2 separate regions of the Homo sapiens genome follow, and region 2 is linked to region 1. A link is a contact called in ENCODE Hi-C or POLR2A ChIA-PET data. All regions are on one chromosome and are shown on one strand. The core of a region is the stretch at or near the end of the contact, and the rest is flanking DNA. Distances in the headings are between cores, read along the strand shown. Region 1 holds the start of MKNK2 (MAPK interacting serine/threonine kinase 2). Region 2 overlaps PIP5K1C (phosphatidylinositol-4-phosphate 5-kinase type 1 gamma).

Region 1 (3,698 bases), core at 1-2,500:
TGTTTGTGCGTGTATGTGTTCACACGCACACACACGCACCCACATGCACAATAAGGGGGGCTGGGGGACCTGGTTTTCTGTCCCCCCATTGCCAAGAGTCAGGGCAATGCCAGGTGCTGGGCTGGGTTCTGGCTGGGAATTCCCCACAGGCTTCCCCCCAATGCCCCGGGGGTGGCTGAGGCCAGGCCTCCCAGCCCCTGTGGCCTGAGAGCTGTGGCCTTGCAGGCAGGGGCCCTCCAGCTTCAGGTCAGTGGGGCTCCAGCCCCTCTTGAGCTCAGGGCCTGGTTGGGGGATGGTGGGATGGGCTGTGCGAAGCTTCTGGAAACCCCTGCAGAAGAGGAGACCACAGTCCACCCAGCAGGGGAACCCCCACTCCTTGTGTGCCCCAGGCCCGGGGCCTGGGGAGCACTTTGAACCAGGATGCTGTGGGATGGGGGACTGGCAGCTCAGGACAGGCTGATTCTATCTAAGCCTGGTTTGGGGCCCCAGCCAAAATGGGACTGTGTTTTACTTCCTGTCCTGGCGACCATCCACCCCTTGGGCTCTTTCCCAGTGGGTCTCAGGTCCCAGTTCTCCCTGAAATGCTATTCGAGGACAGAGGAAGGGTCCTTCACAGACCTCGGTCCCCACCCTCTACTCTGGTTCCTGCCAACCACAAAGCAAACTCGGGGAGCTCAGTGCTCCCCAGGCAGGGTGGCCCAGGGGAAGAAGAAAGTAGGTGGCGGTGGCTGGTCCCCCAGCACTAGAAGGGAGTGGCTGGGACTCCAAGCGTGCTGGTGGTGCACGAGGGGGACTGCTGGAGCCAGCACTGGAGAACTGCAAGAGGGAGCCATGGCAGGTTCTAGAGCGAGGGCATGAACCAAGGGAGTCGGGGTATACTAGGCCTGGGTTGACAGGCCAAGGGAGTTGCCCTGTGTGGGGCCAGGCGGTAGGACACGGCCCAGGGCCTCGCAGGTCCCACGGGCCCCGCGAGCCTCAGGCGGCAAAAACAGGCCAGCTCCGGGCGCGCCGCAGGGTCGCTGCCTAGGTTCCGCACCGAGACCCCCGTGCGCCGCACTGCGCAGGCGTGCGCTAGCCGTTTCGGACACGCCCCACCGCCGGAGCGCGCAGCCGCACTGGGTTCCCGGAGAGCGCCCTCTTCTGGCTCCGCCCACGTCGTGCGCAGGGGGTGAGGCCGGGCGGAGCCTGCGTCGGGGGCGGGGCCAGAGCAGGTCCGGGCCTATAAAGGTGGCGGCGGCGGCGACGCGCCCGGCTCCTCTCAGCGGCGGTGGCCCAGGTAGAGGGGTCCGCGCTGGCGGCGGCGGCGGCGCTGTTCCCCGCGCGGTCCGCGGAGCGGGGTCCGGGCTGCGCGACGTGGGGCGGCGGCGGCACTGCGGCCCCGGCCCAAGCCCGACCCCGGTGAGTGCGAACCCCAGGGCGGCCCCGAGGACACCGACCCGGTAGCGGGAAACGGGCCCCGCGGAGCCCTCGCCGCCCCCGCCCGGTCCGCGCTCCTGGCAGGCCGGGCTCCGCTCACCGCCCTCCCTTTGTCTGCTCCCGCCCGCAGGGTCCCCTCCTCGGCCGCCCCCCGCCCGGCCGCCCGCCCTCGGGCCTCCCCCCGGGCCCTCGGTCCCCTCCCCCGCTGGCGGGGCCCGGACAGAAGATGGTGCAGAAGAAACCAGCCGAACTTCAGGGTTTCCACCGTTCGTTCAAGGTGAGGCCCGGGGTCGGTTTGGGGGCGCTCCGGGCTGGACCACCGGAATGGCCGGCGTGGGGGGCGCGGGGCCCGCCCCTAAGATCGGCTCCCGGGGCTCGTGCCTGGCCCCCGCCCTACACCCGGGGCTGCCCGGGCCGGCCGTGCGCTGAAGCGGGGTCGGTGTGCGAGGATGGGGGTTCAGCAGGCCACAGTCCTCTCTCCAGCCATGGCCGCCGGGTCCTTCCTCCAGGACCCCCAAGTGAGGCTGGGAGCAGGAGCCCCCTCCGGGTCAGGGCACCAGGCTGTGTGTCCCCTGCAAGCCCCCGCCGGGTATGTTCTGGGGGGTCAGCAGGCTGCAGTCCTGTCCCAGTCGCTGCATGTGGCTTATGGGGGGTGTCCCCTGCAAGCTCCAGCTGGTTGTGCCCTGGTGGGGACGGGTCAGCGGGCCACAGTCCCATTCCCACCTCCATGTGGCTTCTGGGGACTTTCTTTCAGAATCCCCAGGCCGGGCTGGTCAGGTGCACCCACCCCCAGGGGGCCTGTGCCGTGGGGGAGGGGATGGGATGTCCCCTCAGCCCTGCACTTCGCAGACACCCCAGGCCCAAGTGCTGTTTCCTGTCGGAGCGGGAAGTTTCTGCGCAGCCCGGGTGGTGACTGCTGTTGAGTGCTGGTTTCAGATGAGCAAATCTTGGGGGGGAAGGGGAGGGCAGGTGCTGGGCAGGGGCCCCGCAGGACCTGGCCCAGGGGACGCAGTGATGTCAGCCGGCCCGCCCCACCCCTCAGGCCGGGGTTATGTAATCGCTTCACTGGGCTTCCTTGGGCAGGGACCTGTTGCCCGGTAGGGAAGGCAGGACTGGAGAGAGGAAGAGAGAGTGTGAGTGTATGTGTGTGTGTTTGTGTGTGTGTGTGTCTCTGTCTTGTGTGTACACACAACGCGGTGCTCCAGGGTGGGAGGAGCAAAGAGAGACTGGGAAGAATTCCCAGGTCTGTCCAGCCAGTGCCCCAGGGCAGCACTCCACCCCTGCCACCCCTGCCCAGTTTTCCCCTAGGGCAGCAGGCCTGGCACCATCAGAGTGTCAGGGGCTGGGCGGGAAAGAGGAGGACCTGACAGTGGTCTTCTCCCTCCTAGGGCCAGGCATGAGCTGATACAGAGTCAGTGCATGGGGCCAGCCAGGCAGCTAAAGCACACTTGAACTTTCTAGATGGTTCCAGCCACCTCCTGCCAAGGCCTGCTGACTCGAGTCCCACAGCCAGACCTAGAACAGTGGGACCAGGACCGCCCACACTGCCCAGGATTGTGGGCCGGCCTCTGTGCATGGCCAGGGCAGCCTGGCTGGGAGCTGGGAAGGTGGGCGTCTTGGTGGAGGAGGGCCTGGCAGGCAGTCCTGGCTGTGAGGTGTTCCTCCAGGTGGCCGGGACCGGTTGCTCTAGGAATCTCCCCCCACAGCCCCCACCATGCACGGCTGCTCCCTGGATTGGGGCCACCTCTCCTGAAATACTCTCCTTGCCTCCAGCAGGCAGCAGCCCAGCAGGGAGGCACGTCTGTGGGTGCCTTGGGTTTCTTTCCGTTCGCAGATGGGAAAGTGAGGCTCTGAGACTGCAGGCGCGTGTGCCTGGGGCTCCCCTGTACACGGGCGAGGAGGCCGCGGAGTCTCGTGGTGCCTGGCCCCTCCGCTGTGGTGGCTGCGGCCGTCCATCTGTAGCTTTGCTGAGTTGGAGGCTGTGGCTGGCACAGGGGAACGGTGGCCAGACAGGGCCAGGAGCTCACGCTGGGCTCTGTGGCCCCTTAGGTCATTTCACTCTCGTGAGCTCCCACGAGTTGGGGGCAGCTGCCTCCCGTCTCACCGCTGACAGACCCCAGGGTGAGGTCACTAGGCCAAGGTCAGACAGCAGGTGAACTCCAGTCTGGCCTTAGACCCTGGTCACCTGCCTTGTGGTGGCTGCCCCAGGGCCACCAGGGGCCTCTGGACAGGAGCCTTATGGGAATGCTGACTCCCATGGGGGCTAGTTGGAGCCCCCCCCT
Region 2 (3,773 bases), core at 507-3,006, 1.6 Mb before region 1:
TGGGGTGCCCAGCAGTTGCCCTCTGGGCAGCGGCCCCACCCAGGGGTGCAGGCCCCCTGTGCTACTCTGACACACCTGGGTCCCACTGCCGCCCCTTTCTCACTGGCCTTCCCTTGCTGCCCTCAGAGCTTTGCCAGAGTCTGTGAGCAGGTGACAGAGCAGGCCTGGGACCCCTGTTGTGGGGATGACAACAGCCATGTATCAGGTGGTGCCGTGTGCCGGGCAGTGAGGAGGGGATCGTTTGGTGCAGGTTGGCTGGAGGAGGCCTCTGAGGGGTGATGTTCAAGCCAGGTCTGGGGTGAAACAGGAACAAACCGTGAGGGAATCTTGGGACTGGCAGGCCAGGCAGAGGCACCGCTCGTGCAAAGGCCATGACACAGGGTGGCGCTGGCGTGCTGGAGGGACAGCGAGGGCCCGTGTGGCTGGAGCAGAGGGAGGAGCAGAGGGCAGGGAGGGGGCCACACAGGGTCTGGTGGGGTGACAGGGCCTGGTCTTCACCCTGCAGGGTTGCAGTGAGGCCTGGGGAGACCCTTGTCTGCGGTGGGGGCGGGGTGGGTGGGCCCCCTTTCGCAGAATCCCTCCCCTGCCGTGGGCTCTCCCCGGCCCCCCAGTCCCCAGCCCCCCAGTCCCCAGCTTCATCATCCTGGGCCTTCCAGGGCCCTGCCCACTCTCCCCCCGCCCCCACCGCCTCCAGGGCTGGGGCTTTCTCCTCCCAGCCATGGGGGTCTGGACCTTGGTTCTACAGGGATGAGGCCACCACTGTTCCTGTCCTGCCTGCTGTCACAGTGCCCTGCAGGTGCCCACAGGGGCTGAGGCACCTTCCACCCACCCTCGAGCTTGCCTCGCTGGGCCCTCTGCCCCACGGCGCCCTGTCGGTGAGCCCAGAATGTGCCCTGTTTCCTCTCACTGTGATGCCTCCCTCCCTCTGGCCACCTGTCCAGACCTCTCCGTCCCCATTCTTACTTTGGGTCTCACTGCAGAGCCAGCCTGACAATCTGCCTCCTCCCCCAGTTTAGTCATTCCCTGCCTCAGTGTCCATGTCAGACAGATGTGGAGAGGAAGCTCTGGCGGAGGCCTGTTGTGCAGAGAAAAGAGGAACGGGTATCTGTCAGTCCATGGGTCAGTCAACAAACACGCCCATGCTGTCAGCCCAGGGCAGGCCCCGTCCTGAGGGAGCCCCCAGGCTCAGCAGGAGGGACCAGGCTGGTCTGCAGGATGGGGCGGTGTCAGTGGGGTGGCAAAGGTGGCTGGTGTGGGACACAGTGTCCAGGGAGCACTGGCAGGGCCAGGGCGGAGACCAGGCGCAGGCCAGGGAACAGCTGGGTGCAGAGGCGGCCATGTGGCCCCGTGGAGAATGGCAGTGCCTCTAGGGCTCGAGCTGGCTTCAGCCGCACTTTATAGAGAGAGACTGAGGCTCAGAGAGAAGCCCTGGGCACACAGGGAGGTGGGGTGGCCGATGAGGTCACCGTGCAGCCAGCGATCAGAGCCGTGCACCGCAGGCCCGGGTCGCCACCACGTCCTGTGATGGGGCCAGGAGAGAGGGGCCCCAGCGGCAGAGCCCCCGCCTCGGGCCTGGCCAGCGGAAACTGCTCAGAGGGGCCACCTCCCGGCTCCGCAGCGCGGCTCGCCTTTCCTCCCCCGACTATTTTTAAAACCTAATTTCCTCGAAAACGGGGTGGCTCATTCAGCAGATAATTAGTCACGTCTCAGGCTGAGCAGAGCTCACCGTCATGACAGCCCCCTATGGGGGTCACGGCAGGCTCTGTGCCCTGAGCGGGCCTCATGGGGAGCGAGGATTGAGTGAAGATGGCGCTCACCTGCCCCCACCCCCTGGGCAGGCGGTGGCAGCAAGGCTGTGCTTTCTCCCCGTCCCCTCTCCTCCACAGGACACTCGGCTCTGGTCTCCCCTTGCTGCCCGTTCCTGCCTGCCCTGGGAGCCCCACATTTTCCCTGGGGTCCCCCAACCGAGTGCCTCCCCTCTCCGTCCTGCTCCACCTCCACCTCAGTGCTTCGGCCCCGGCCAGTCCCTTAACCCTACAGGCCCCCAGTGCAGGGACGTTCCCAGCAGGGCCCGAGCCGCCTGCCCCTCTCCTCTCCTCTCCCCGTTAGCCAGCTCAGGTGAGTCGGGCAGGTGAAGACGTGGAACCACAGAGGGAAACTGAGGCAGGGGGCCTACACCCAACACGGGTGACCCCGAGGTGCCTGGTGAGGTCAGCAGAGCTGGGTCTGGAGGGCCTCACTGCATCCACTGGGTCCCGGGGCCGTAGGGAGCCTGGGAGAGTCCGGGCAGGGGTGGACCCAAGCGCTGTGACCTCTCAGCATCGGGGCCACTGAGGAAAACAGCTGAGTCACCCAAGTGGGTGTGGGGGGGCCCCAGAGGGGTGGTTTCGCGAGTAGAGTCAGGACTGTGGGCAGGGAGGCCCCAGACAGGCCGAGCAGGGGGACGCCCGGGCCCCCGATGAGGTCTGGAACGTCCCGCCCCGGCCCACCGCTGGCTTCCTGCCCTCTCTTCTTTTCCTTCCCCCACACCCTGGACGTAAAACCGTGAATTGTTCTGCTCCCGGGCCGCCAACCCAAACATCACGTCAGCGTCCAGCACCTTCCGCCCCGCCGCGGCCCAGAGCAGGCCCTTTGTGGCCTGTCAGAGACCTGGGGGCGACTGGCCCTGTCCTCTGGAAGGACAGAGAAGCAGCCCGTCTTTCCCTTCACCGTGGCAGCCGGAATCCTGAGTCACCCCACTCCCTCCGTCCCCGTCCCCGCCCCTGCAGTGAGCACCATGGGTCTGTCCCCCAGATCCCTCCAGGGCCCACCCGCTGCCCACCCAGCCCTGCAGGGCATCCAGGTGGCCCGAGGGGAGGACCCTTCAGCTGTTCTTGCTGCCTTGAGAAGTACGCCCCCTCCCACCCAGGGCTGGGGTCCTCACTGGAGGGCTCCGTGTGAGGTCCTGGGCTGCCCAGACAAAGTCCCCGGGACTGGGGGGCTTGGAGCAGCAGGCCTTGAACAGGCGTTTGTTCTGGCTCAGCTCTGGAGGCCAGGAGCCTGAGGTCCAGGAGTGGGCAGGGCTCTGCCCTCCCGACCGACCTCGGAGAAGCTCCACACCCCTCTGCTCCTGGTGCCTCCGGGCATCCTTGGCGTTTCAGGGCCTGGAGGAGTGGTGCCCTCCCCGCCTCCACCCCACACGGCATCTTGGCCTCCCTGAGCGGCTTCTCTTATAAGGACAGCGGTGGATCCAGGGCCCACCCCACTCCGGCATGACCTCATCTTACCCAATGACATCAGCAAAGACTCTCTTTCCAAATACGGTTGCAGGCTGAGGTTCTTGGAAGGACGTGAATGTCGGAGGGACACCGTCCAACCCCGCACCCTCAGGCAGGCGTGGGGACTGACCACGACTGCAGGGGCCCACCAGCGTCTCGAATGCGGCCCCCTCCCCACCTGCCGCCTGCAGAGGCTCCTGACCCCAGCCCCCTCCCCACCTGCCGCCTGCCCCAGGTTCCTGACCGCAGTCCCCTCCCCACCTGCCGCCTGCAGAGGCTTCTGGCCCCAGCCCCCTCCATACCTGCTGCCTGCCCCGAGGCTCCTGACCCCAGGCCCCTCCCCGGCCTGCCCCTGCCCCGAGGCTCCTGACCCCAGCAAAGTTTTCCACCTCGTGCCTTCGTCTTGTCTCCGGCAGTTCTGACCCGGCAGCAGAGCAAAGCTATGGGCTGCTCCACCAAGTCGCATTCAGTTGCCTTCAGTGCCCGCGGTGGACGTGTTTTCAGACGGCAGGGCGG

What was found. Hi-C counts contacts between places; a loop is a spot of excess contacts on that map. ChIA-PET counts read pairs that join two places held with the same protein, here RNA polymerase II (POLR2A). Pooled maps may share reads with other maps.
Region 2: a pooled map shows a loop between it and region 1 (2.2-fold over the local background). The contact joins the enhancer-like site here to the promoter of MKNK2 in region 1. A Hi-C loop is called at or near these places in 1 of 37 single-sample maps with no recorded cell type and 2 of 50 pooled maps. POLR2A ChIA-PET finds 5 or more read pairs at or near these places in 2 of 52 experiments (H1 and WTC11).

Annotation. Positions count from the first base shown.
Region 1 is chr19:2,048,796-2,052,493 of GRCh38, reverse strand. MKNK2 (MAPK interacting serine/threonine kinase 2) reads left to right here and starts at 1,250. Exons shown (of 14, transcript NM_199054.3): 1 at 1,250-1,398; 2 at 1,547-1,693. The coding sequence starts at 1,643. RefSeq lists silencers at 1,076-1,615, 2,346-2,535 and enhancers at 2,106-2,165, 2,342-2,998, 3,656-3,698.
Region 2 is chr19:3,669,805-3,673,577 of GRCh38, reverse strand. The region is part of intron 1 of PIP5K1C (phosphatidylinositol-4-phosphate 5-kinase type 1 gamma); the gene reads left to right. Among named protein-coding and RNA genes, the nearest start is that of PIP5K1C, 29 kb to the left of the region's middle. RefSeq lists an enhancer at 748-1,423. Within about 2 kb of position 1,756, at least 19 of the 41 ENCODE cell types and tissues checked have a DNase peak (open chromatin) inside an H3K27ac peak, as active enhancers do.